7 separate regions of the Mus musculus genome follow, and all the other regions are linked to region 1. The links are chromatin loops, found by intact Hi-C in ENCODE. Cell type or tissue: left cerebral cortex. All regions are shown on one strand.

Region 1 (4,000 bases):
AAACCAGCCTGGGATATAATGCTCAAACTCAAATTTGAAATGAGGGACCTTTTAGAGAAAGGGCTAGATGAAATATGTCATTTAAAAAAAATGTCACAATGAGACCCATTATTGTGTAGAAAGAAGAAGAATCTGAGCTCCTGGTCTGGAGCTGTGCCATATTATCCGAGACGCCTGCATTCTGGGGGCTAAAGCAGGAAGATCTAGAGTGGGGGGGCCAGCCTGAGCTACATATAGAACAAGAGACCATCTCAGAAAGCAAAATAAGGGAAACAAAATCCAAACTCTTCCAAATAGCCTACTGACAAAAATATATGAATTCCATTCGTACTCTTAAATACATGGCATGTTTAGGGTTTAGTGATGTGTTTCTGGATCGTTAATAAAAGTATCAGGGAAACTTATTACAAATTAAAAAACAAAACAAAACAAAACCAAAAAACCTCCAATTTGTTTGGAAATACTACTGACTTAGAACAATTACTGACTTAAAGTCATTTAAATTGCCTCAATTCCCAGTGTTCACATGTTTTCACATGCTGCCCCTCCCCCAATCCAGTTAATTTTAACTGTAAAGCAGAACTCAAATTTCTGCTTTCAATTTCCACCAAAATATCAGTTTATCTTCTACAACCCCCAAACTAGCAGCATGTCTTTGCCCATGAGGTACACGTTACTAACCTCCAGCACAACACTCAGTTTCCCCTGCTATGGAAATGCGGACAAAGCCAGGGCTTCAACTTTTGAGAAAAGAAGTGCATCAACGTACCTGTTGTTGGATTCCAGCTTAGGGGATTTTATTTTATGTAACTCTTGCAAGATGAGAACCAGAAAGCGGCAGATGGCTCTGCTGTGATAAGCCTGTTCTTTAAGGCTATAGGTCACCTGCCCCAGGATTTTCTAAAGGAACAAATCCAAGGGGGCAAAAGAACTGTTTCTCAAAGGAGGGCCAGAGAGGATTGTTATCTTCACTTCCCCAGGAAGCAGTGACTGGGATCCTTTGGGCATCGCCACTTTTGGAAGATGTTACCTCTGTCTTTATCCTCATGAGATCATTAGCTTGTGAATGTGTCCATGCTTTTAACCTGAGTTAAAAAATCTAAAAGCCTTCCTCTAGTTCCTTCTGATTAGTTTCTAATTACACCTCTCCCAATGTGTTTGTGTGACCAGTGTGCAAGTGACATCCACACAGCTTACAAATCTAAGACGTCTGAGAAAAATATTTTGTAGCTGAACCTCTGTAATCATGACAAGAGATTGATTAAAATGCCAAGATAAGAAACAATTTATTATAGAGAGAAGAAAAATTTCTCATCCAAAATATAGAAATCTGTACAACTTTGCCACAATCAATATACATGAACTGTACAAATTTACACCAGTTCATAATTTACCAAATAAAAGATGACTAACAAAGTTCACAAAATAGATGGTGGTTTGTGGGAAAGACTCTTACCCAATTGAGTACAAGGAAAGTTACAAACCAGACCTCCACTTTCTAAAAATAAGAAGTTTACTCCACTCAGTCTTAGAAAACTACAAGCTAGCAAATGTACAGAGAGCTGGCTGGTGCTAACAACCACAGTTGAGACAGTGTCTTTTTGAAGGGTCTTTTCAAAGCCTGCTGCCATGGCAGAGCCTGGTCGCTCCCTACTCTCAACGCCAAAAACACAAGGTCTGACCATTTCCCCCAGGTCATGCGTACTAAGTTTGTCTTTATGTACATTTATACATTTTAAGTGCTAGGTAAAAGTCTCCGTGTAAAAATTTTTCCAGTACTACCATGCTTAAAACATTGAGCTTTCCTATTGAGCTGCCAAAAAAGTTACTGAGAACTTTCAAGTGTAATAGTGCAAATTCCCCTGCAAGGTTGACTGCGAAAGAGGGTTCTTTGAAAGACAGAATTTCCTTAAAGGGACTGCTGTGACAAATTGGGTATAAGGTCTGGGAGAAACTGAAACCACCCTTCGACTTCACTCCCTAGCAAATAAAGTGATCCTTTCCTTGGACTCACAGGCTATTTAAATCACTGAAAGGTACTGTCCAAACTATGGCACTGTCACTAAATTAAAAAAAAAAAAAAAGAAAGAAATAAAAAAATTATTACCACTCTATCTTGTGCCAGATCTTCACAGCTGTGACATGGTTTAAATTCCATAATCCATCCCCAAGAGGAGCCCACCCAAAGCAAAAAAAATCAAATTCATCCATCCATTATAAGATGATCCATCCAATAGACTATATCTTAACCTGATACAGTCATCATATTGTAGTTTTTGGAAGGGCTTGTTCTGCCCAAGAGAAGTTCCTCCTTACAGCTGATTCTGCTGTCTACCATTTGCACGTTGGTGCTGTTTTGAGTGCTACCTCCTGCTGGTGAGGCTTCGTACAGCACGCAGATGGAGCCATCCTCTCCAATCCGGTAGGACACTTCGTAGGGGTCAACCCAGAGTGTGAGTTCACTTGGGAGAAGCCTGAACAACTCCTGACTGCTCAGTCCAATCCGCTGGGCTGCCTGTCCAATCAGAGGATCCATCTTATGGTTGATGCGAATACAACGGTAACCTGATCCCTTGCACGGCTTTTCTGGGAACCAGTGATGTTTGTAATGTTCTGTGGAAGAAAAGAACAGAGAAACAATGCTCAGGACGGTAGTCAACGCAGCCGTACCGTAGCGTACTTTCCTCCTCCTGCTGCTAGCTTCTTAGCGAAGCGAAAATGAAAACCACCAACTTTCACAAATGTCCGGGACCGAATTCGCTGTCGTGAGACAGAATAGAGAAAGCAAAGACACTGTGGCAAACACTGTCCGGGTACTGACCGGTTGAGCCGCCAAAACAGGAATCCCGCGCGCAGCCCTGGATGGCCAACTAGCTGGATGGCACAGGCAAGCGGGCGGGAACCTGTTTACTTTCTCCACCCCAACGGGGTCCCATACAATAGACTTTATGGAACTGGTGGGGGGTGGGGGCAAGACAACGCCACTATGGCCAGTTAACCCCAAAGGGAAGAAAACCCAAGAAACCTTAAACCAAGATCTGGGTTGGGTTGTAATTGTACCGGTGACAAATCCGATGATTAATGGGCAAGAGGCACAGGAGGTGCGGAGACCTGGCACGTCCGTCCCGGGCCGGCTCCGAAACACAGAGGCGACAAGCCACCCAGGGGCTCAGCCGCAGACTCTCGCAACGGTCGCGGCGACCCGGCAGAGGAGACCGACGGGACTCCGGGCCCTGGGTCTTTTGTCCCCCGCGACCGGCCGGTAGCCGTCGGGGCGCAGCTCCGCGTCGCCCCGCTTCGGATCCTTTGTTGTGCGTGTCGCGGCGCCCCGCCGCCCAGCTCCCCCCCCCTCCCCCAGCCACGACCGGGACGCGCCCGTTAGTGGCGACCCGCGACGGTCCCCGCGCCCCGCTCACCTGCCAGCAGCTCCTGCAGGCTCTGGCTGAAAGTCTGCAGCTGTCGCTCGCTCGTGAGCCCCTTGGTGCGGAGGAACTTGGAGATGAAGGACACCGCGGCGGCGATCTCGCCTATCATGGTGGCGGCCCGGGTGTAGAAGGGATGCATGGGGGCGGCGGCCGGGGGTGGCCCGGGGCGGCCGGGGCTCGGCCCCGACGGCGAAGCGGCCACCCCGGGCTCTCGCCCAGACCCGACGGCCGAGAGGAAGCGAGGGCGCGAGGCGCGGACGGCTACTGGTTCTAGGGGATTTTTTTTCTTTCCTTTAGAGTAAAAAAGTTATTTTCAAGCCAGGAGGCGGCAGGAGAGACAGAGAGAGACGAGCGATGGCGGCCTGGTCACATCGCTCGGACCTCCCCAGCCGCCTCCGCCTCCAGCTCGGTAGCCTCCGAGGATCCCGAGAGTTGCATTTCCAGCTCCGAGGGGCGAAGAGCTGCCGCCGCCGTGCAGCTCATTTTATAGGGCTGCGGAAAGGAAGTGGCGTACCCGGGGCGTGAGGGCGGACGCCAGCCAATCCGGAGATCGCACCATTGTGACGCAGGCAGAT
Region 2 (4,000 bases), 110 kb before region 1:
CAGGACTGTTAGATTACAGGGCCCAGAAAAGAACAGAACCATTGATTGGATGATTCAAAAACATTTCTAAGTGGAATTTTTCAAAAATGCACACACACACACACACACACACACACACACACAGAATAACATAAACACCATTTATAAGCCTCAGTAATTTGAAGTCCCAAGTTAGTTCTGTTTTATTTCCATCCTTATCTAGATCCTCACCCTCCACATAACTAGATTATACTGAAGTTAAACAAGGACTTTGTATCATTATACAAATACCTAAAGAGATGTGTAAGTACACATGCACACACGCATATACACATTTGTGAAAGAGAAGAAGAGTTTCCTTTTAAATAGATCCATGATTTCTTGTCATCACTAAAGACAATAAACAGTAAGACAAAGTTCTGATAACTATGCAGTCCCCTAATAGGTTCTTGATCCCCTAATCATCTAAATTCACTTTGTTTTTTGAGGAAGACACTTGCTATCTGGTTTGCCTATAGTGACCTGCGTAGGAAAGGGAATTCGCATGGAGTCTTTCCCACTTCATTTCTAGATTCTACACTTGGGAGTTGCTTCCCTGACAGCACCTAAAGATCCCCAACAGTCCAGTTTAGAAGGGTTGTGTTAGTTTCTCTCTCTCTCTCTCTCTCTCTCTCTCTCTCTCTCTCTCTCTCTGTGTGTGTGTGTGTGTGTATGTCTGTGTGTGTGTCTGTGTGTCTGTGTTAACACCTATCGATGTAAATGTGTTTGACATGCGTCAGCTCCTCACCGTTATTACATTACCGCATATGGAATGTCCAGTCTACCTAGTCAGCTCAGTTATAGATATAACCCACATGTTGTTCATCGCCTCTCTACCCTTGCTATGATCAATGATTCTAAGTTCCTGCTACATAACTCCAGCCTCCATGTCTGTGAACAGTCCCCCACCCTCAACCCCCACCCCACCCCACCCCACCCCCGACAAGCAACTCTAGTCCCTTTGAGTGGGGAACACGGTAAAGACTCTAGTCGACGCTGAGTTCTGACCCTTGGAAATGAACAAACGCTATGGCTTCTCCTCTCAGCTGCCTGTTGTGATTTCAAAAATCCCCTTTGTGGGAAGGTCTAGGGAATCAATATTTTTCTAGATTAAGATCTGTCTCAGTGACACTTGGTAATGACTAGCATACTGCAAACCCGCAGACTGCAGGATTTGACTTTGGTCTTAAATCTTCTATGCCAAAAATCCTAGTTCATCTGTTTTACCCCCATAGCATGCCAGCAGTCAGAAAGAGTGTGAGACAGAGGGAGGGAGATGCAAGAAGGAAAGAAGAAAAGATGGAAGGGGTGTAGAGGCCTAAAGATCTCCTTAATGCTTTTCCTATTACGACAATTATGTTTTGCTAAACATTTTTATGGTGCATTGTATGAACAACTCAGAATAAGTGACAAAACTCTCACCCCCCACCATTTCCATTTTCTTGTGAAGAGCACATTCAAAACTCTCTCTTCTAAAAGAAAACCAGCTGGAATGGGAGAAGAGTGCCTGAGAGTAGAGTGTTGGGGTACATATACATGAGGGTGCTGACCTAAAATTAATTAAATTTTTTTTCTTCTAGATTTTTCAGAATATACAGTAAATCATTGTGGTCTATTGGACCCATACAGGACAACAGAACAACTGTACCTACTCCCTTTTTGAAAAATGTATTTATTTTATGTGAGTCACCATCTCTATCTTCAGACACCCCAGAAGAGGGCATCAGATTCCATTACAGATGGTTGTGAGCCACCATGTGGTTGTTGGGATTTGAACTCAGGACCTCTGGAAGAGCAGTCAGTGCTCTTAACCGCTGAGCCATCTCTCTAGCCCTTACTCCTTCTATGCAGCTATAATTTTCCCATTAATATCATCCTGGGCTTTTCCTGTTCTGATAACACCAACTCTACTTTGTTTTGTTTTTTTTTTTTTCTATGAATCAATTCAGTGAATGAAATTCTGTGAATCAAACTTGCCTTGGAGTGTGACTTTTGTCCCTCTGTGTCAAGTTTCTTTTGCTTAACATAATTATATATATAATTTGACCTCATTTACAAGGCCACAAGTGTCAGGATTTTGTCCTTTTTAAGGCTGAAGCATATATACCAATGTGTATCTACATCTTTATCACTGTGATGGGCATCTAAGTTGACTCTGAATCTTGCTATTGTGAAAGGCAGGGGAATAAACACAAGAGAGCTAGGTTTATTTGATGTGCTGATTTCCCTTCCTTTGGGTACAAGACAGCCAGGAGATTGCTGGGCTAAAAGCTATTTCTCCTTGTAGTCTTGTAAGGACCCTTCAAGCTGTCCTTTCATATCAGTTATACTAATTCACATTCCCGTAACAGTTAAGGATATTTCTTTCCTGAGGTTGTCTCTATAGACTATGTTATCACAGTAACTCCTAGCTGTGAGCAGTAACTCCTAGCTATGATCGTGACACCAATTTGAGAATCTGGTCCCCGTTGAGTCTTTTCAGCTTTCAATTTTCTTAAAGACGACTTTGTTTTACACTTAATTTTTTTTATAATCACATTAAACATTCACAGCATTTGAATTCAAAATGAAAACAAACTATAGTCAGACTCTGGTTTCTAATTCTATCTCTTCTCCCCCACTTCCTCACATCCCCATAAATAAACTTTCCCTACAGTATTTTTATTTAAAACATTTATATTCTGATTACTTCTTTTCTTAGATGCAGATTGGCATATCAGATATATTTTTTCCACCATAATTTTTTAACCAGATACATTTTTCCATCATATTTTTTAACCAAACAATAAATCCCAGACATCTTTGCATACACTTACTAGTTATTTGTTTTTCTTCCTAGCTCCAGTGAGTATTTTTGGACCATCAGCAGGGCAGCTACTGGAAGGAAACATGAAAGATATTTTTTTTATTTTTTATTTTTTAAAGAAGATTGGAACTCTGTAGTAAACCTTCTTAAAATGAGTCACCAAGTTCACAGCCTGCCAGCCTCACGCTGGGGAAACTTCGAGTAGGTGGCTACACTTTGGAGAGGTGTGCGCAGTGTACAATCTCACCAGGCAAAACGCTTCGTTACTACAATTTTTCCTTTGCTTTGCATTTTAGGAAAGTAATGTTCCTTCCTATTTTAGCAGCACCATTTGCATTCCTATTATTCACACTGAGCTGTTATTTCCACTTTTATCTTCCCTTTGTTACTTGGTTTGTGCTCCTCCTCCAGGTCTTCACCTTGCCTTTTTTTCAGGTCCTTAAACCTTGTCCTACCGGAAAGGTGGAATAGCGCTGTGGACTTATGAGCCACACTGCTGGGGGGGGGGGGGGGAGTAATGATAGAGGTTCCCTTGAACCATTGCCAGCAATGCTGAGAGCATCCCACACACATTTGCTATGGAAACACCTTTATGACTAATGGGCTCTCAAAAGAAAGCGTTTGAAAACTGAAGCTAGAAGAGCTTTCTTTTTTTTTTCTTTTTTTCTTTTTTCTTTCCTTTTTCTTTCTTTCTTTCTTTCCCTCAAAATTGCTAGTTTCTGTATTATTCTGTATTATTATTCTGTATTATTCTGGATCATTTGTTTGTAAAGTGGATTCCTACAGCATAAGCTCTACATGTGTGTGCGTCACGAAAACCCGGTCTGCCCCCTCACCCGGTGCTTTAATTCCAAGAACCCTGTTCTCTGCTGTTATGTGTTTATGAGTTTGGGGTTTCAGGCTGAGTAAAGTTCTTTTCCTCAAAATGAAAGGTAAAACATTTCTTTCTCTTTTCTCTCCTTCTTTTGAGACAGGGTCCCAGGTAGCTCAGGGTACTCTCAGATTCACTACACAGCTGAGGATGGCTTTGAACTTCTAACCCTCTTGCTTCAACCTCCTAGTGCTGGGATTTCAGAGGTACCCATGCCAGATGGATACAGTCCTGGAGAACTAACCCAAGAGTTTGTGTATACTATCCTAGCACTCTACAGGCTAAGGTGCATCCCGATCCCCAAA
Region 3 (4,000 bases), 140 kb after region 1:
TCAGAAAGTTCCCATAGGCTACCTGAACCTAGCCTTGGTTGACAGTAAAATGGCGGTAACGATGTTTGCTTAATGTGGTGATAAATGCAATGTAAAGGGTCTCTAGACATCTTAGCTCTCATTTCCTAAACTCTGCCCTACCCCTTTCTCTCCATTCCTTCTGGAGTTATCGCACCTTTCCCAAGTGACTTCTGGAGAATTCGACCCATTTTGCTACAACCTTTTACAGGAGCCTGGAAATTCAGAGTAGTCAGGAGATTGGGTTTTGAGCAGTTTCATCAGTTCTTTCTTACTACTGCCTCTCTCTCCTTCACAAACAAGTGGCATTCCCTGGCGTTTGCAACTTTACCTTTTACTTCTATTGGAGGCAGATTGTCTAAAGACTGTTGGTAGCACATGGCAAGGGGGCTCTTCCCTAGCATAGAATTCCATTTGGAAGAGAGGTGTGCTTTTCAACATTACCTAACATTGAGATGTTTACAGAGCAAGGGGAACAGCTTTATACATCTCACACATACTTATTGATGAACCCTCCTGGGAACAGACTGTGAGACACCTACATTTGTACACAAGAAAACTAAGCCACACATTGGCTAAGTGCATTAGCCAAAAATCACACAGCTTGTAAGTGGTGATGTGAAGATTTGAACCCTAATACACCTGGTTTTGACATCTCCTCTTTCTACGACGTTTACAGCTTGCTCCCCTCCTTCTGTCAGGAGCTCACTCTATAGCAAGTCCAGGGGACTTTTCAAAGAAAATGAGCCACAAAGAATACTTGACGTAGGCATTGAGTCGAAGTCGCTGGAGCCTGACACTGTTTTCAAATATTCACAACGAAAGCATAAATGCTTTATGGATGGGCAGGTGGTGGTCTGTCTGATCAGCTTTATTTTTCTAAGTAACAGCGTTAGTCTCAGACTGCCAACCCAGAGACCTGCGAAAGGGTTTGTGGTTTGCTATTATTTCCTGGCACTAACTTACCTTGACAGAAAACAGTCTCAAAATTCCCAAGGGTGGCCAGGTTGTCAAGCCTGCTTTCTTGAAAGAAGGAAGCATTCTCACCTCCAGGAGTTGAAGTGGACGTTTTTTTCTGGCTTAGCAGTTGATAACATTGTTTTTACTAAGCATACCTGCATTTCTCCTTCCACAACCAGACTTTAAGAATTAGTTTTCTCTTTTAATCCCCACAAAAGACTACAGTTCCCATTCACCCCCTTGTCTTTGAACGGTGATAAAGGAGAGGTCAAGACTTGAGGGTTCTCTTGTCTCCTCTCCAGGCACATACAGAACCAGAGCCAGCCCCCTGCCTCCGCTTTCTGGTTGCCTGCCACTCAGCTACACGAGGTTCTTTCTCTTACACCAGCTTCTTTTTTGGCCACCAGTAAACACACTGACCTTTTGAAATATGGAAAGAAAAAGCGCTTTGAAATAAAGCTGGCGCAAACTGCGTTCAGACAGCCTCATCTGAAGGCCAGAACAAAGAGGAGCATAGTTTTCAAGCTGTCTTCGTAATTACACCAAGCAGTTATCATTCAGGCCCCGGTCTGGGTCTGAGCGTTAGCCCCACAAACTGGAGGGCAGGGCGGGCACATAGGCCACTTTGTTGCAAAGCCCTCCAGCAAAAGATCCCACGTGGTTGGTACTGTGTTCCAGGACTCTGGGCTCTTTCCTTTCTTCCTTTCCCCCCATTAAACCCCTCAAGTCTCCTTGGCAGAGGCCCCTAGGTGAGGTAAGTGCCAATTAGCACGAAGAAAAAGCTCGATGTGTTCCAGGTTTATGGCTTGGAGCTGGCTTCTCAGGAAAACATCCTTCTCTCCTCAGAAGCCGGGGTGGGCAGAGAGGATCCCGAGTATGGCTCGGATTTCATTCATTTTTTTTTGCTGCTTCTCCCCACTCCCCTCCAGAAAAAAAAAATCATTCCTTTCTGTGGGTTTTTCCAACTTGAAGTGAGGTAAGCAGACGCTTCAGCGACTGAGGTAATCACGGCAGAAGACTCTGAAACTGGGCTGTTGGGAGAAAAAAAATAGCGCCTTTTTTTTTTTTTTTTTGGTTCTTTCGAAATAAATATGGCCAGAATTCAGAACGAGTAGGTGGAGGAGCGCATCTATCTAATTTAAAGGATTGTTAAAGCCTTTTTGGAAACTTCAAATTTGGATCCGACCATTTTTTTTTTCTTCTGGGCCAGAAGCAGCTTTTTATTCATGTCCCCATCATTGGAGGCTTGCCACATTAGTATGTGGAGAAATGGGCCACCGTGACCTGCAGCTAACATCCCGAATCCCTTAAAGACCAAGAGGCTTAGCAACAGAGGCCTGAAGAAGCAGAGCTACAGGCGAACGACTTCTCTCCTCATTAATCACCCTCCATCCTTCAGTGTTTCCAGAGGGCATGAGGGAAGGCAGATGTATATTTAGATACAGGCAAATAGCACACACCGCCACCACATTTTAATGCACTGTTCTGCGCTCATAGTTTGAGTCTTGTGATTTGGATTTTCATTTGCCTGGGAACAAAGCCTGGCTTTTCTTCCCCCATTGGGAAACAGGTGAGGCTCGTTTCCGGAAGCACCATTCCGGTATCCCCGAAGCAGCAGGCTCCCGGGACCAGAGCTTGCTCTCTGCCACCTTCGTGCTGTCTGCAACAGGTGCTGCATTTGCTAGGCACAGCAGAGGTGAAAGTACCCAACTAATCAAATTGTCCTTTTTGCACAATGGCAAGCAATTGTATCCCTTTGTTCTATTGAAACTGTAGAGATAGCGCTAACGCGTATAGTTTACACGTATAGTCTTTTCAAATAGAGGGAGTGGCAGAGTGAGAGATTGCATCTCACTTACCAAGTCCTACTCTTTTAATGGGGGAGGGGGGTAGGACACAGACAGATTGCGTTTCCCAGACTCCTCTGCATTGGGTGGCGTTGTGGCACATGGAATGTGGGCCAAAGTATTGCGCACAACTTCTAAGACTTGTCCCCTAAGCCCTTAAGCAGTATTGACAAAAGAACTAACAGGTCCTCGAATGACAAAAGGGCCAATAGATTTTGTCCGTTTTCCTTTCTCTCTCCCTTGGCTAAACTGTTTGGCTACCTAAAGCTAGCCCACAAGGTCTTATTCCCTTATATGACCACTGTCTCATTCCTGAAACTAAACACCAAGGTTCAGAAACCAAAATTCAGGTTATTTAGCTCCACTAACTAACCTGTCCAATCAGGATCTACCAACTCACTCTGGCACAGACTTACCCCCTTTTCCTTAAAAACTAACACCTACAAAAATACCTGCTGCCTGCTGTCTGCCTTTGCTTAATCCAGTTCCCTAACCCCATCCCCCACCTCCTACCCCTATCTCTACATTTGCCCATCTTGTACAACAAATTTCTTTTATGCTGAGAATTTGGTGTCTGGGCATGTTCTGTATCAACTATGAGGGGCCACCCCACACCCTTACCCTAACTACTCAGTACATCCTTTAAGTAAGTGGAGGACTAGCTGGAGAAAGCCCAGTGGTTGGGTGCTAGAGTTTTGAATGTCATGAATGAAGTAGTGGCCCAGGGATCTCCTCTAACCATTGGCTACTGTGCCCTAGGACATGTACTAGTTATGGAGTAGTCATTACCCAAAGATTCTACTTCCTGCTGTCCATCTTATTCACAGTCCCTGGGTCTGCTCCTGTGAGAAATAGCATACAGCAGAAGGTAGCATTGCATCTACCTATACATGATGGTAGCATCACTCTGGCTACTCCCTTGCTTCTCTCTGTGGGAAGGCCAGGAAGCTGAAGTTTATGAGATGTCCATGTGGTGAGGCAGAGCTGTGCAGAATCAGGTAAGCGAGATTTGAAAAGAATTGTCTAATCTTCGCTGCTCCAGTAGACATTGTGCGTGCGCTTCGGGAGTCCCTGAACCATAGCCAAATCTGCTGAGCTGCTCCTGGATTCTTGACTCCAGAAACTGAGAAATGTTTGAATATTTAAATCACTAAATTTGGGGGACAGTTTGCTAC
Region 4 (4,000 bases), 540 kb before region 1:
AATGTATATGATGCACTGAACCTATGGTGACTAAAAGGATGTATACACACACATATGCATAAGCACACATCTATGTACAGCTATTCCTCATTATCTGTAGATTTATCTACTTGCTAAATTCTGTGACTTCGTAAACCAATACGGGGGGGGGGGGGGGGAAAGTTCTAGGTGGAGTGACGCACTACTGCGTTTTGGCAACTCTTTTCATAAATGAATATCCTTTTCATGATCTAATAAGTGCTGGATTTTCCCAATTTTTCTTGTTTCTTCTTGATAATTTTATTCTTTAAAGCACTTTTTGAGGCAAGTGTGAATGTGCTGTCTAGTATTCCTCCATGCATGAATATTGCTGTGTGCCTTGCCAAGAAAACGTGTGACAGAAGAGCTTTGTCCAGGCATGAATTATAATGCCATTGACTGTGAGTTCGATGTTAATGAATCATAAGTAAGATGTCTCCACACATAAAATAAGATTATATATTGATCAGTAGACAAGAGGCTTACAGAAACCTGCTTTTGTGTTCCCCATAGGAACAGTACTACAATAGACACAAAACTCAATTTGGTGATCACAAAGAACCTGTAGAACATAGTTCCTAAAGTCAAGAGAATCAAATATACATGTATAATGTGCTTTGAATAAGAATGGCCACATAGGCTCATATATTTGAATGCTTGGAGGGAGCACTATTTGGAAGGGTTCATGGAAGAAGGGTGTCATTGGGGATGGTCTTTGAGGTTTCAGAAGCCTAGGCCAAACCTAGAGTCTCTCCCTCTTCCTGCTGCCTATGGACCAGATGTGCAACTCTCAACTTCTCCAGCACCATGTCTGCCTGCACACCGGCTTTCTGCTAGAATGTCAGTTCATATTAAGCCTCTGAAACCATAAGGAAAACCCAATTAAATGTTTTCCTTTATAAGAGTTGCTGTGGTCATGGGGTCTCTTCGTGGCAATGGAACACTGACTAAGTACATAATGTATATTCTTATTTATATGTATATTGTCTCAGGAAATATTTTTAATTCTTTATTTTACTTTTGAGATTATAATATAATTACTTCATTTCCTCTGTTTCTTACGTCCTCCAAACCTTCCCGAAGACCCAGTCTTTGTGTCTTTAAATTCCATGGGCTCTTTATTCATCAATTGATGAATTGATGAATATATATTCCGAGATACATAAAGACCACCTGCTCAAGGTGTATGATGTGACTTCTGCGCATGGTCTCAGATCCCCAGACCAATCATAAGAGGATGGTAAATTCTGTGCTGTGTGTGTTTGTGAGGGGAGTTAAGAGATTAGAGAGTAGAAAAGAAGCAATATTTACTTACCACCTCATGGAATTTATCACATGTATTATCCATAAAATAACAGACAGCACTAAAGAAATAAATGAAAGAAAATTTCTAATGCTTCCGTTACTCTCACCAACAATAATTTGAAGAAGCAAACATTTCATTAGTAATTGCTCAAGCTTTCAAAATGCAGATAGAACACACACTGGCTTCTTTTTACAAGGACATACATTAAGTCTCCCCTCCCTTTTTCCTCTAGCCTTCCACTCGTCAGCCCCTCCCTGCACTGGCACAGATTTCTGATAACAGACTTCCTGTCACCCAGGCTATCTCCTTGTGCTGGCCTTTCCACGGTACCCACACTGGAGAGACAAGTCCTGTCATTGTTCTGAAATGTAAGGCAGGAGCTTAGATGAGGAGATATCAAACAGAGAAGAAACTTCCTGTAAGGTCTATTTGGTGGTGGTGGTAGTTGTAAAGTGTGTGTGTGTGTGTGTGTGTGTGTGTGTGTGTGTGTGTGTGTATCTCTGTGTGTTTACTTCTAAGTATGGCTATGAGTTTTTTGGAAAAGAAAAGAACTCTCTATTATAAGTCACCTCTTATGCCCTTTATACATTTTATTAGTTTCTTATTTGACTGGAGAAAAAGACAAATATTTTAATTTTACCAGAGGAAATGGACTACCGGTGAATAAGCAGCAGCCTGACATCCAGCCTTCTATATTCCCAGTATACAAGAAGATGGCTATCTCAGTACATCCGTTGTTTTCAGGAAAGACACTTGAACAGGGTTAAAGACATTTTGTTTGCTTGTTTGCTTTAGGGAAAATACACATACTGATACTGGCACTGGACGAATACAGAAGGGGCTGTGCATTTAGAGTTCCTGATCGTGATGGCTTCTAGTACTGAGCTATGTTATTAGTCTCAAGCCTGTATTTCAATTAGACTGCTTCCCCCACCTCTCTGAGACTGAGTTGTAATGCTCACTATTTCCTCTAGAGGGAGAACGGAACAGCAATCCACCAGAACGGTATTTATGGAAAAACTGGGTCAATTAGAGTAACCCTGAAGATTTTTTCATGACAGAAAAACACGAGTTTGCCAGGAGTTCCATAAACCAAAACACAGAGTGGTTACTTGCAATAAGTGGCCTTCTCTGTGTAACCGAGTCACCCTTTGTAATGTATAGGAATGTGGCCTCAGTTTGCTGTCGATATTAAAGCAATAGGGAAAAAAGTTGGGGGCACACACCTCATTTCACTCACTTTACCCACTCACTTTATATAAGTTATAAAGATGTCTCCATTACATTACAGATGATAAGCTCATTAGAGATGTTTGCAAAGCTGTGCATTTGAGTCGCAGTCTTTATGAGCATCCCCTGCTCGAGCACACATGCAAGGTAGCATGAGTGAGGAAGACAATCTGCAGAATGAGCTATTCGGTACATAAAGACACTGCCTAGTACCTCACATCGGGATGACCATCCATTCCCTCCTCCCTGTACCATTTTCCAGGATAGCCAGCATTTGGCTGACATGATCCAATCCTTTTAAGTTTCAGAGACTTGATTTAAAAAAAAAAAAAAAAAGCAACCCTGTTTTAAGATTTGTGTGCCTTATCCAGAAGCTCCCATCAATGGTCGCCACCCAGCTACTACACATCCTGAAAAAATAAGTATCAAATGGAGCCAAGACCAGCAACTCCAGGAATAAAGACTCCTACGAGACAGCAATGGTGATAGGAAATTCTCCTGTTCATCAGTGTGGTGCCCAGTTCCCCACCCCCACCCTGATGATACAGTGACATCATTGGTCAGCAGCAGCACTGGCCTATTTTCTGTACTGCTTATGGTGGATTGGACTGGATGGAAATAAACATCTTATATAACAGGCAGGCTGTGCTTCCTGTCTTTCTCTCCCTACCCAAGGAGATTTTCCCAGTGTGAATTCTGCCTGTACAATTAACATTGGCCAAATTTCAGTTGAAAAAAAAATCTGTTAGGGTTTTAAGCAGATTAACAAATACAGCCCATGGATGCTGTCCCCTATTCCTTCTCCTTTATACGCATGAACGCACACACACACACACACACACACACACACACACACACACACACACGAGAGAGAGAGAGAGAGAGAGAGAGAGAGAGAGAGAGAGAGAGAGAGAGAGAGAATCTCCGAGTTTGCCTCCCACCATTGCCTCCAGGCCCCCTGCAATCAAAACAGCTTTTTATCAAGAGACAAGAAAAGCAAGCAAGTTAAATTGAAATTGGTCTTGGAACAGTTGAAAACAAAATAAAAGATTGCAGATTAGAGCTATTGTCCCATCTCGGAGATACAAAGCAGACCCCCCTCTGTGCTTATTTTCTCGGCATTGAAACAGACAAACCAAAGATTATGAAAGGGTGCATCCTGCCCTAAGTAGCCTTCAGCATCAAGAAGAGTACAACCCTAGAACCAGACATGTGCAATTGTGATTTGTAATGATTAACCAAGACTCCCTGAGCTTTGTCTCATAAATCTTGCTTTGTGTGGAACCGTTTATGAATCCTTGAACTTGAGCATTTTATTGTAGAGGCTGCTTCTGAAGAAATTACGTACAAATGAGCCTTCAGTATGATTTTGCTGATTCCAGTACAATAAGTCAGAGACAGCCGAGAGCTAAGGGGCGGGGAGGAGGAGGGGGGAAATGGTTGAAC
Region 5 (4,000 bases), 410 kb after region 1:
AAGCCTCCTCACATCGACCCTAGGTCTCCACATGCATGTGCATGCATAGGCAACCCCACACATGGAAATACAAGAAAGCGCTCCTGCGCATGCGTGCGCGCGCACACACGCCACACCATAGTAAGAGACAGGAGTACAACAATAACTAACACACGATCGGTCGCCGTGAGAAGCAACCCTGACTTTCAGGGAAAATGCCATTGATAAGTTCACATACTGTAGACAAAGACGTTATCATCGTGCCCAGAGAGCACAAGGAAAACATTAGTAACCTTGATCGTGTAGAGGAAATTTACTAAACCTGGGCGGCAGAAGGCATCGGAGAACAGCAAGGCCACTCAGAGTAGACTGCTCACCATGGAAGGTCTAAGTGCTCTTCCTACAGCTGAACAGGTAACCAACAGAGATGTGACAGAAATAAGGTGAGCAGAGGGACAGAGAGGTGAGAGTCTTATCTATCGGTACATTCCAAAAGGACAATTCACAGTATTAGACAATCCCGCTTTGCTTGGCTCTAACAAACCACCTTGGGTTGTGGAATGATGAGAGATCTGTTTAGCTTACAATTTTTGAGTCTGACAATTCAACCCTGGGTAAACCTAGAGTGTTTGGCCCTTGGTGACAGTCCCCTATGTGTGCTACCCTGTGGCAGATGGTGCCGTGGGGGAGCCAGTGCAAGGAAAGAGACAACACATGGCAGAGGCAGGAAGCCAGATCATGAGAAAGGTGAGCGTTATGTTTTATAACAACCCACTCTAAGAGGAAGTCAGCGGGTTCCCATACACATGGCTTTGATCCCTTCCGTGTGAAATAATTACCTTGGTCTAATTACCCCACCTTCTCTTAAAGGTGCCTGTCTCCAGCATCACCACACTGGCGACCGAGCTTTAACAAACACACACACAACCCTGGGCAACATACTCCTGCTACAGTCAAACAGCAGCTAACATCTAAAAGTAGTAGCTTAGAGAATAGCAAGACAAGCTGATTGTTTCAGAGATGGTGGGTGGGGGGGTGGACTAAAATACAGGTTCCAAAATGAAAAGTTATACCTGAGCTGAGAGAGATACTGAGGACTGGGAAAGTCAAGTAGGTATCTGACTAACCGTGACTTTCATTGTTAAAGTATGCCATTCTCATCTACACTTTGATTAATTTTTTTTAAATAATTGCCGTAAAAATGTAAAAGTACTTACTTCACCACAAAATATATAATCCAATATTATATAAATGATGTGTATGAAACTCTTGAGAAAATATTCCACAATATATTGGAAGTTGAACGTGACTCACTTCGTTTTTGATAGGCAGCCACTGACTAATTCTAAAGTGCTCAAGTCCAGTGAGAGGAAAAGTGTCTTTCACCATACCCTTCCATCCGAAGACATCTAAGTCCATCGATTATGGTGTACAGGGAATGCCTGATTGCTTTATGATGTCATATGCTGCTACAGAAATTATTTATGATGCTCCCGGAGCAAGACGATCTACTCTGGGGCTGATACCTTGATTCAGAATTTGACACCTAAAGTGGTTTGAAGCACTTGTGATATTTAGACGTTGAGTGACCCAATGCCATTGCCTTCAAAACACACATTCAAAACATACATTTTCCACCGGGAACTAGAAGGGCATTTGCAATGAACATCCCTCCAAGCAGCCGAGAACAAAGGAAATGTTCGGCAAAATGATGTTGAAACACTACCACTCAGGCAGGCCTTCTCCCCAGTATCTTTCCAGCCGAATAGCGTGCCTGCCTGTGACTCAGATACTGTTCACATTGGAAAAACAAAGCGGAGACATCTACTTAAACGCGCAAACAGTGCCCTCTGCTGGCGGAAATGGGATGTTAGTTAAAAGAACTTCGTCTCAATGACCACAGGGAAAGAAGGGGGAGGGGAAGGAAGGGAGAATGGAGAGATAGAAGGGGAGGAGAGGAGATGGGGAAGAAGCAGAGGGAATAGGAGTGGGAGGGAGAGGGAAAGAGGGAGGGAGAGAGAAAAGTGGACTGGGGGGGGGGGGAAGGGGTAAGGAGGAGGAGGAGGAAATGATACAAACAGGAGAGAAAAAAAAATGGGTTTTAGTCCTTTTTAAGGATAAATGCTTGAAGCATCTTATCACATAGAAGATGCCAATATATTTCCTTAAATCCCAAAGTAACACGTGGCCTTGAATTAAGGAATGGTTTTACAGTGTCCATTCTTTGCCTTACTAAGTTATTTACTCATCACAAGCTCCCTCTGGGGGTGTCCCCCAGTGCTCTGACTATGCGACATAATATACACTCAGCCTTTGCAGAAGATAGTAACTCTATCAAACAAAATTGTTTCCTTAGCTCACAGACCAGGGCTCTGACAGGGTTCCAGAATGTCCCAGGCTGCTCGACATGTTTCTAAATGCTTAGGAAAATCTTAATGTTGATTTTTTGTTTGTTTGTTTGTTCTGTTTTGCTTCAACAAAAGAAGTGGTTGCTTGAAGATAGCAAAATTGGTTTCTTGAAAGAAAAGAAAATGAGTGAGGTATATCCTTCAGGGCTGGCAGGGGGGCGGGTCTGGAGATGTATGTCATACAATTCATCGTAAGTACTTAGTCAATGGAGTAGCAATTCAAATTAGTTTATATATATATATATATATATATATGCACATGTATAGGTAGTATAGTTACGATATTATCGTGTATATATATACACATACGATATATATACACACATACTATATGTGTGTGTGTGTATATACATACATACATATATATATACATACATACATATATATGAATATGAAAGCCAGTATTTCTAATATCTTACATTAAAAATCAGTTGGCTACCCAGCTTCCCATGCCACCACAGTAGTGGGGTTAGCAATGTAAAATATGTAAATATGTTCTATTTTCATAAGGCATTTGCACTGGTGTATTAATACTGTGTGCATATTTAAAGATGTTACAGAGCCCAGCTTCGTCTGACTGTAAGTCGTCACCCCACTACAGGGTCGCTTAGCTGAAGGTGACCGTTCTAAAGACAGTGACAATAGCAGAAGACTCCTGGATGTGCAATGATCAAAAATAAATTCAGCCTCAATTGTGTAACAATCCCAAGGTGCTTCAGGCTAGGCTCGCCTGTGTTACACCGCACAGCTTCTCTGTACTCTCAGCTCGGAACACACAGGAGCCTGTATGCTTATGGATGCCGTCACTCATCCCAACTATCATGCTCAACTAGTCCATTGAACCATCACGCTCAGACGCCCTGCACGCTATGGACTGCGGGGTTTTTTGCTGTTGTTGTTTTGTTTTGTTTTGTTTTTTGTTTTTTGGTTTTTTTTTTTTGTATTTTATCATATGCACAGCTTTCTGCTCTTCTAGAAATGTTAACAGCTGAATTAGGGAAAGCAAAGATGCTCCTGTCATCTGGCCCCAGCCAGGGAGTGTCACATCCATGAGTATAGATTTGGATCATGTTGTGTTTGAATGTTTGATGGTTGCTATCCAAGTCACTGCTGAGCTCCTACACAACACCATTCAATTAACTTTTGCTTGGGTTTAAGGCAGGATTTCCAGCAAGTTTTACAATGGCCTTACACATATTTCTGTACTTCGGGCTGTATATGTATGCAATATGGCCTTCTCAGCATCGATGATTAGAAAAATCAAAAGTATCAGTCAGTTCTTTAAAGCATTGAAGATCTTCCACGGCCTGCCATATTAAATATTTAGGCGAGGTTTAATTCTAGTTATATTTACTGTGGATATGCAATCCTCATGAAAGAGTCTGCAAGTCTAAACTAAGTACTTGTGAATTAATGTTCCAGCGAACCGGCAGTGTGTGAGCACATAAGGTTCTTTTCTTAATGCCTATGTGCACACAAGCCTCCCGTGCTGCCAAGTGCTTCTCACAGTCCCCTTTGTTGTCCTCTATACAGCTCCACAGTGACTTCATTGCGATTGTCCTATTTCCCCGTGGGCTCATAGGTAGCCACCCTTTCCATCTAAACCCATGGCA
Region 6 (4,000 bases), 320 kb before region 1:
TCTATGGAAAACAGTGACATTTGTTTCAGAGTGCAAAATAATCCTCTCTCCCAATTGGACATGCAAATGATCAACAGCTATATACAAATTAGCTCAGGATCATAGAAATACAAGTAAAAACATACAGTAATATAACTCTTTATCATCTTAGACGATGAAGTAACAATCTTTTTTAAAGGCAACAAAAAGTATTGGTGAAGGTATAAAAGAATTTTGTCAGTGAGTACGTGATGTGATATAGATGCCAGGCAAAATAGTGTGGGCAGCCTGCAAGCAAAATTAACATGTGACCCAGATATTTCACTTCTGGGTATGACCCATCTGAACTTAAAATAACATCTCCAACAGAAACTTGTTTCCCCTGTTCATCATAAAGTATTCACAAAATCCAACAGGCAGAGAAAACATAAGTATACACTCAAGGATGAATAAATAAAACTAAATATGTTACACACACACACACACACACACACACACACACACACACACACACTTTTCATCCTTAAAGAAGAAGCATTTAAAATATTTAACACTGCTGGAACTTGAGAAAATCATGTTAAGAGAAATTAACAAAAAACAAATACAGCATGACTTCCCTTCTATGATGTACTAAAATGTATTGGGCTGCATTTAGTCAACATCTCTGCCTTCACTATAGCAGAAACTATCATTAATATAACAACTTTAAATGTACCAAACAATACCTCTGTCTCTGGAGAAAGAAAAACAATCAGTATTCAATCCCAACCATGTGAAGACTTTTCACCTTCTTAAGTCCTAGGCTATTAAAATTGCAGGGCACCAGAAATATCTTCATTCCTCCAAGTACTTTTTAAAAGTACTCAATGTAAAATTTAAAACCAATTACTAATCACAATAAATTACCAATACTATTTTATTGTGTAAACATCAAATCTAACTGAGTAGTCTGTTTTAAAGCATGCAGTCCTTTCCATTTCGGATGAAGAATTAACTGTTTGCCTTTGAGCAAGGTACAGGTTTCTGGTGACTTTATTTACTCAGACACCAAATGAAGATGTTAATAGCAATTCTTTCCCAGTACCATCAAGAAAGAGTGAGGCAGTACACATAATCACCCATCTCACTCACTATAATTTATATACTTACACACTAGGTAAGAATACCAACTGCAGATAATTTTGTATGTGTGTGCTTGTGTGTGTGTGTGCATGTGTATATGTGATGTATTTATTGTGTATATTTTTCTGTATCTTAATATCTTCTTATGAATTATTTTTAAGGCATGGCTTTTAAAATTTTTAAACTTTTGTCAAATTTGGTCACATTTTGCTATTCTCGCCATTCACACAGTAATGACTATTTTTAAAGAGAAATTACATATTTTTTCAATTCTCCCCTCATTCTAACTTCAGTAGAATGGGTTGCCTATTCTAAGCTCTCTTTAAATATGTTTGAATAAATACCTATAACATTAATGTTTAATGCGATGCAAGTATTTCATTTAAAGATAAGAGAATGTTTACATTTCTATTCAACAATTTCAAGTTCAGACTACCTTAACTGGAATAGCTATATCACATTTGCCTTGGGGAGCAGGTGGTGGGAAAACTTCCATTTGCAGAACAGTAACAATCAGAAAGAAACATTATAAGGGACAGACAATTTGTTTATTATGATTTCTTACTTCATAAGCTAGCAGATTGAATTCTAAGCTTTCAAGCCATGGACTTCTGTGCTGGCCTTCATTCAGTCAACATCTCTGCCTTTGCTTATACCTAACTAATATCACAGATTTAACAACTATATGTGAACCAAACAATGCTTCTGTCTTTGGGGAAAGAACAACATTAGCATTCACTTCCAACATCCTCAAAGTGTTTCCTGTTTCCTCTCTCCTCTTATAACACACACACACACACACACACACACACACACACACACACATACACACACGCACCTACACATGCACACTATACACATAACCACTGAAACCATGCGAAGTCCATCTGGCCACCAGAGGGCTTCCCTGAGAATGGAAAAGCCCAGAATACACTCCTGTCTGAATATCTGCCTGGTTTTGTCCAGAAGGCAAGTGTGTGAATTTTAAAGTGTGAAAGATGCTGCCTTCCAAAAACCAGAATCTTCTTCGTGTGAACAAGATTTCTATAGCTGGTGACCTTCCTTCGGTGGGTAAAACAGTGTAATGCCAAACTGAGATTTGTTACAATTTCATTCACTAACTGAATTTAAATTGCCATTTCCCTTCAACAGCAACTGGATATCTGTGATTTTAAGAAAGTTATTTCTCATTATAGGAGATAAAAAACATTATACTTTTTAAAGTATACCTTTACAGATATGTTGAAACAATTTGTGGGTAAAACATGATAATGTTTGTGGTTATTTTAAATATATATATATATATATATATATATATATATATATATATATATATATATATATATTGTGTGCCTCCAAAGGCTAGAAAAGGGAGACTTTGAATGTTTTCATCATAAGTGATAAAGTTTGATGAGATAATCATGTCTAACCTCATTTGTACCTTGCATAGTGCATCTCTATCAAAATAAGACATGGAAGCCTCATTCATGTATATAATTTTATTTTTGCATTTTTTTAAGACAAGGTCATTCCGTTTTACGTGAATGGCTTTAATCCTTGTGCTCAGTGCGTCCTCTTGCCACAGCTTTCCCACCTATGCATATCTCCCTGAAATAAGCTCAGATGCCATCTTACTCTATGTGATAGCTATTCTTTGTTTGATTACACCTGGAATTACCTAAAACCCTAACATGGAGGTGCATACCAGTAAGGGAATTTTTGCTTAAATTGAGGTAGGAAGATCTACTTTTAATCTGGATCTTTGAGATAGGAAGTCACATCTTTAATCCAGATCTTTTGAGCTGGGAAAACCCACCTCTAATTTGGCTCATGACTTCTGATGAAAGCCTACATATGTACATGAAAGAAGGAAGCTTTTTCTCTTTGCCTGCTTGCTCTCGCCTTGCTAGTATATCCATTCCTTCACTGGCACTAGTCCCTACTTCTTTAGGATTCCAGTGGATACCGAAGACCACCTGAGATACCCAAGCTTGTGGACTGGGCAATTACTGGATTTTTTGACTTTCTGTTCACAGCAAGAAATTTTTGGATTAGCTGGACCACATCCTGTAAGCCATTTTAATAAATCTCATAGATAGATAGATAGATAGATAGATAGATAGATAGATAGATAGATAGAGATAGATAAATGATAGATTCATTCTATACTTTATAGAATCCTGACTAATACATTGTGTATCAGATAAAAATAAATTTAGGATGTGAAAATGGTTTTTGCTTTTGTTTTTTGAGATAGGGTCTCTATATTCTTATGCTTCTTTGAATTTGCTATGTAGCCAATGCTGGTCTTAAAAGACCCTGATATAGCTGTCTCGTGTGAGGCTATGCCAGTGCCTGGCAAATATAGAAGTGGATGTTCACAGTCATCTATAGGATGCAACATGGGGCCCCCAGTGGAGGAGCAAGAGAAAGTACCCAAGGAGCTGAAGGGGTCTGCAACCCTATAGGTGGAACAACAATATGAACTAACCAGTAGTCCTAGAGCTCGTGTCTTTAGCTGCATATGTAGCAGAAGATGGCCTAGTCGGCCATCATTGAGAAGAAAGGCCCCTTGGTCTTGCAAACTTTATATGCCCCAGTACAGGGGAACACCAGGGCCAAGAAGTGGGAGTGAGTGGGTAGGGGAGCAGGGCAGAGGGAGGTATGGGGAACTTTTGGGATAGCATTTGAAATGTAAATGAAGAAAATATCTAATAAAAAATATTTAAAAACTGGCAAATCTAATGCCTTACAAACCAAGAGTTCTAGGATGAGAGGCATGCCCAACCATGCTCTGAATTTTTTAATTTAATTTGAATTTTAAGAACTAGAGAAAAAATATATTGTAAGAAAGAAGAATGGAAATTTCAAGGGAGAGCAGAATTCAAGTACAGTCATG
Region 7 (4,000 bases), 490 kb after region 1:
AGTTAGAGATAGCTGCAGGGCCGAAGTCATAAAGCCAGAAACTAGCTGACTGGATTTCAAACAAAAGCATGAAGGCTCCTCATGCCAGCCTATGTGCAGACAACTCAGGCATCTGGGTAGAGTGATTCCCCAAATCTTTAAAATGAAACTGGCCCTGAAGACTCTTCCTAAGACAAGCAGTCATGAGTGTGAATCTTGCCACTTATCTTGAAAAGCATGATTCTCTCTGGTTGCTATCTACTTCAAAAAGACTTAAAAATATACAAATAAAAATATTTTTATTTATTAATTTGTTTATTTATTTATTTATTTATTTTTCCCATTTTTTATTAGGTATTTAGCTCATTTACATTTCCAATGCTATACCAAAAGTCCCCCATACCCACCCACCCCCTACCCACCCACTCCCCCTTTTTGGCCCTGGCGTTCCCCTGTACTGGGGCATATAAAGTTTGCCTGTCCAATGGGCCTCTCTTTCCAGTGATGGCCGACTAGGCCATCTTTTGATACATATGCAGCTAGAGTCAAGAGCTCCGGGGTACTGGTTAGTTGATAATGTTGTTCCTCCTATAGGGTTGCAGACCCCTTTAGCTCCTTGGCTACTTTCTCTAGCTCCTCCATTGGGAGCCCTGTGATCCATCCATTAGCTGACTGTGAGCATCCACTTCTGTGTTTGCTAGGCCCCGGCATAGTCTCACAAGAGACAGCTACATCTGGGTAAAAATATTTTTGTTCCATCAACCTTATGCATATTTTTTTTACATTCCTAGACTGGCAAGATTTCTCTTTGTCTATAGATCTGCCCTCTTGGAAAGTCTTCCTCCCTCCTGTGACATGGAAGGATCTTGGTCTTTTTTTTTTTCTTAGTTGGAAGCAAAGAAAGCAAAGTACTGAAGAAACAGCTTGCATCACCAAACACCTAAAGATACATCATGAATTTATACCTTTAATATATCTTACAGCCTGCAAGACAGAAACTGGGTAAGCCTTCCCATGCATAAGGAAGTGTGTCTGGGGATATTGGGTACTGCACTTAATGTCATGTATGCAGAGAGTTGATCCTTTTCCTTTCTCCCTAATTTGTCTGTCTTTCCCTCCTTTTGTTCTCTCAGAAAGCCCACCACTTCAGAAAGTCTAAAGAGATAGGGGCTTATGAGAGTCAGATAAAAAATATTTTGAAAGGGATAGTCATGCATTTCCTGGCTTTGGAGAGGTCTTGGTGGTGTGCTCTTAGATGTTGTGATATTAGTTAGGATCAACACCCTGCCATTGGGCATGGGGTCTCTGGAATCTTCACTCCTGGGTGTAGCTGGAGGAGAATGCGTTCTGTGTGTCTGTAACCAGAAAGGGTAGAATGCTAAAGCCGGTCTAATTAAGGCCAGTCTGCCTGTCCATGACTGTCTGTCAGACTTGAGTCTGGCCTGCCTAGTGCAGTGGAAACAAGTGGGTTTTTTTTTTTTTCCTCCTTTTTCCTCATGTTTTAACTGTGTGAGGTTACAGTGCCACCATGTGGATCCTCCGGTGTGAACCTGGATAATGAAGCTGGGGCTACAAAAGTGGTCACAGGCAACCTAAAAGACTTGGGAACAGGGACAGAAAGAGAAACCCGGTTTTTGAAAAGACACCGTGGTTCGTCAGGAAAAACAGAAGTCACGTCGGTCGGTCAAAAGATAATTTACATTCGTGAGCACCGCTTGGAGCCAAACAGACGCTAGTTGAAACTTACCAAACTGTCTTTACAGCCTCAGTTGCCTTGTCTGTGTAACGGGCACTGTAGTAGCTCCTCTAGGCTGCCGTTAGAATCAAAAGGCAGTGCACACAAAGTGCTCTCTGCCTGCCATGTCTGGTTGTTATGACTGAGCTAAGAAAGGAACTTCACAGCCTTATGCTGAACCGCAGTCCCGTGCTAGGACTCTCGACATTTTGCCCATGGTTTTACCTTGATTTAAGCCTTAACCATTTCACCTTCCCCTGCCTTTGACATGTGAGCTTTGCAGCAGTCAAATTTCAAATCATGTATTTCAAATCATGTTTCCATCATCTTGTAGCTTTGTAGCCTTGGGATATTTAAACCTTCTGAGCTGGGAAGCTGTGTGGTGATGCTGGCCCTTTGTTCCAGCATCCAGGGTATGGAAGCAAGAGGCTACCCTCTTGTTCAAGGATATTCTCTGCTAGATAGTTAGTTAGACTCCAGTATGGACTCACAAGACCCTGCCTGGGGAAAATAAAAATAGGGAACAACAAAATCCTGAGTCCTGGTTTCCTTGTCTGTAAAATGGGGTTAAGAACCTGTTACAGAGGGAACTAGAGCTCGGGCACTCGAAGCTTCGGATGCAGTAACTTCAATGGTCATCAGTCTGCGCCCATCACTGTTACGGTCATGACTACACTACAGGACAGCACAGCCTCACCTTGACCTCCAAGTAACAAAACCTTTAAGTTCACCTTAACATCAAAGAGCGATTGAGGAACTAGACAGGAAGCAACTTCTGTGGTCTATTTACCTACACACCTCAATGTTGAGGTTCTGTGGTTTTTATAAGGTTATCTTCTCAAGGCTAAAAGTGCAGCTATGAACAGTTTACACCTCAGTGTTTTCAGTATTAAAGTGTATTTCATAGTCAAGGTTAATAGTGCCATGTGTTAGTAGCACACACCTTTAATCCCAGTACTCAGGAGGCAGAGGCAGATGGATCTCTGAGTTTGAGACCAGCCTGGTCTACATATAGAGTTCCAGGACAGCCAGGGCTACCTAGACAAACCCTGTCTTGAAAAGCAAACAAACAGAAAACAGAACAAAACAGTTACTACTCTGATGTCTTTAATTTATTTTACATGTCTTCATCTTCTGAGGCCCCAAATCCAGTCCTTTCAAATCAAGCAAAATCTTAGAACTAATGAACAGATTTAGACTTGATGAAGACAAAAACTCAATCGTATCCATCACCGCAAACTCTGAAAGTCTAGATTTGCCGTGACACCTGAGTGGTCCTAGCCAGGATAACACAAACGCAAAACCACGGTGATCTTAGCTCTAAGCTTTAACACCTCCAGCTATTCGGGGGGGGGGGGTCCCCAAAATGTTTCATAAGCCTCCTCCACTTCTGATCCCCACCACTATGCTTAAGCCACAGTCTCATAACTACCTCCTTGGACTGACAGCAACCTGCTGCACTTTCCCCACCAGGCTATAGGCAGCCCTGCAACCAGAGGGGCCCCAGGCATCTCCCACACCTGCCCCCTTCCCTGCCTCACTCCTTAAATATCCCCAACCTCAGTAAATATCCTCATTGCTGCTTCCATTAAAATATAAAAAGCACAGATCTCCTGAGAGCATTTAGAGCACTGGAGTCCTGGCTAGGTCTAGAAACTATAATCTATAATAATAAATATGCATATATATGTATAATATAGATATTTATTATATACGATATGTTTTTTTAAGTTTTATTTATTTTTTGTATGTGAGTGCATTGTATCTGTCTTCAGACACACCAGAAGAGGGCATCAGATCCCACTACAGATGGTTGTGAGCCACCATGTGATGCTGGGAATTGAACTCAGGACCTCTGGAAGAGTAGTCAGTGCTCTTAACCACTGAGCCATCTCTCCAGCCCCTTATTTTTTATTTTATATGTCTTTATATGTAATATATATCTTTATTATACATGTATAAGATTTATATCTTTATATATAATATATTTATATGTGTTTAAAGATAATCTTATACATGTATCTTAAAGAAACGTAAATACACTGTATTCTTTATATATCTTTATATTATCCATTGTAATGTATAGTTATAATATCTATAATTACATAATATATAATTATACATAATATATTACATACATAAATATAAACAATATAACTATATAATAATATATAGTATATAATACATTATACAACTATATTATTTATGTTTTTATATGTTCATAAGGTATATAAATATATATTCTTTATTTTAACTTTATACAATATATATTAAAGAAAAATCATC

The links. A loop is a pair of places that touch in the nucleus more often than their neighbours do. Peaks named below come from ENCODE experiments on the same cell type or tissue, not always from the same donor. Only the 100,000 strongest peaks of a DNase experiment are listed, where the experiment ranks them.
Region 2: a loop joins it to region 1, with 2.9 times the contacts of the local background. A loop is called at or near these places in 8 of 42 quality-filtered maps.
Region 3: a loop joins it to region 1, with 2.2 times the contacts of the local background. A loop is called at or near these places in 5 of 42 quality-filtered maps.
Region 4: a loop joins it to region 1, with 6 times the contacts of the local background. A loop is called at or near these places in 8 of 42 quality-filtered maps.
Region 5: it touches region 1 in a loop (5-fold over the local background); 31 of 42 quality-filtered maps call a loop at or near these places.
Region 6: it touches region 1 in a loop (2.7-fold over the local background); 15 of 42 quality-filtered maps call a loop at or near these places.
Region 7: it touches region 1 in a loop (6-fold over the local background); 6 of 42 quality-filtered maps call a loop at or near these places.

What each region holds. Positions count from the first base shown.
Region 1 is chr10:96,616,889-96,620,888 of GRCm38, reverse strand. It overlaps Btg1 (BTG anti-proliferation factor 1), which reads right to left and starts at 3,888. Exons shown (of 2, transcript NM_007569.2): 1 at 3,417-3,888; 2 at 1-2,613. The coding sequence starts at 3,564. The coding sequence ends at 2,246. In left cerebral cortex, a CTCF peak has its summit at 2,369 (motif pointing left); DNase peaks (open chromatin) are centred at 2,440, 2,786, 3,142, 3,537 and 2 more places; H3K4me3 peaks cover 3,802 bases; H3K27ac peaks cover 1,732 bases.
Region 2 is chr10:96,726,682-96,730,681 of GRCm38, reverse strand. It overlaps Gm33897 (a long non-coding RNA gene), which reads right to left. Exons shown (of 3, transcript XR_871979.1): 3 at 2,758-2,895. Among named protein-coding and RNA genes, the nearest start is that of Gm33897, 13 kb to the right of the region's middle. In left cerebral cortex, a CTCF peak has its summit at 1,756 (motif pointing right); a DNase peak (open chromatin) is centred at 3,060.
Region 3 is chr10:96,478,273-96,482,272 of GRCm38, reverse strand. No RefSeq gene overlaps it. Among named protein-coding and RNA genes, the nearest start is that of Gm33843, 120 kb to the left of the region's middle. In left cerebral cortex, no CTCF peak of the experiment used is centred here; DNase peaks (open chromatin) are centred at 1,534, 2,178 and 3,819; H3K4me3 peaks cover 503 bases.
Region 4 is chr10:97,158,734-97,162,733 of GRCm38, reverse strand. No RefSeq gene overlaps it. Among named protein-coding and RNA genes, the nearest start is that of Gm34044, 75 kb to the left of the region's middle. In left cerebral cortex, a CTCF peak has its summit at 2,288; DNase peaks (open chromatin) are centred at 2,310, 2,581, 3,195 and 3,712; H3K27ac peaks cover 1,227 bases.
Region 5 is chr10:96,211,882-96,215,881 of GRCm38, reverse strand. No RefSeq gene overlaps it. Among named protein-coding and RNA genes, the nearest start is that of 4930459C07Rik, 12 kb to the left of the region's middle. In left cerebral cortex, a CTCF peak has its summit at 1,825 (motif pointing left); DNase peaks (open chromatin) are centred at 704 and 1,819.
Region 6 is chr10:96,932,833-96,936,832 of GRCm38, reverse strand. No RefSeq gene overlaps it. Among named protein-coding and RNA genes, the nearest start is that of Gm33981, 24 kb to the left of the region's middle. In left cerebral cortex, a CTCF peak has its summit at 2,019 (motif pointing right); a DNase peak (open chromatin) is centred at 2,016.
Region 7 is chr10:96,129,812-96,133,811 of GRCm38, reverse strand. No RefSeq gene overlaps it. Among named protein-coding and RNA genes, the nearest start is that of Gm40746, 49 kb to the left of the region's middle. In left cerebral cortex, a CTCF peak has its summit at 1,511 (motif pointing left); a DNase peak (open chromatin) is centred at 1,495.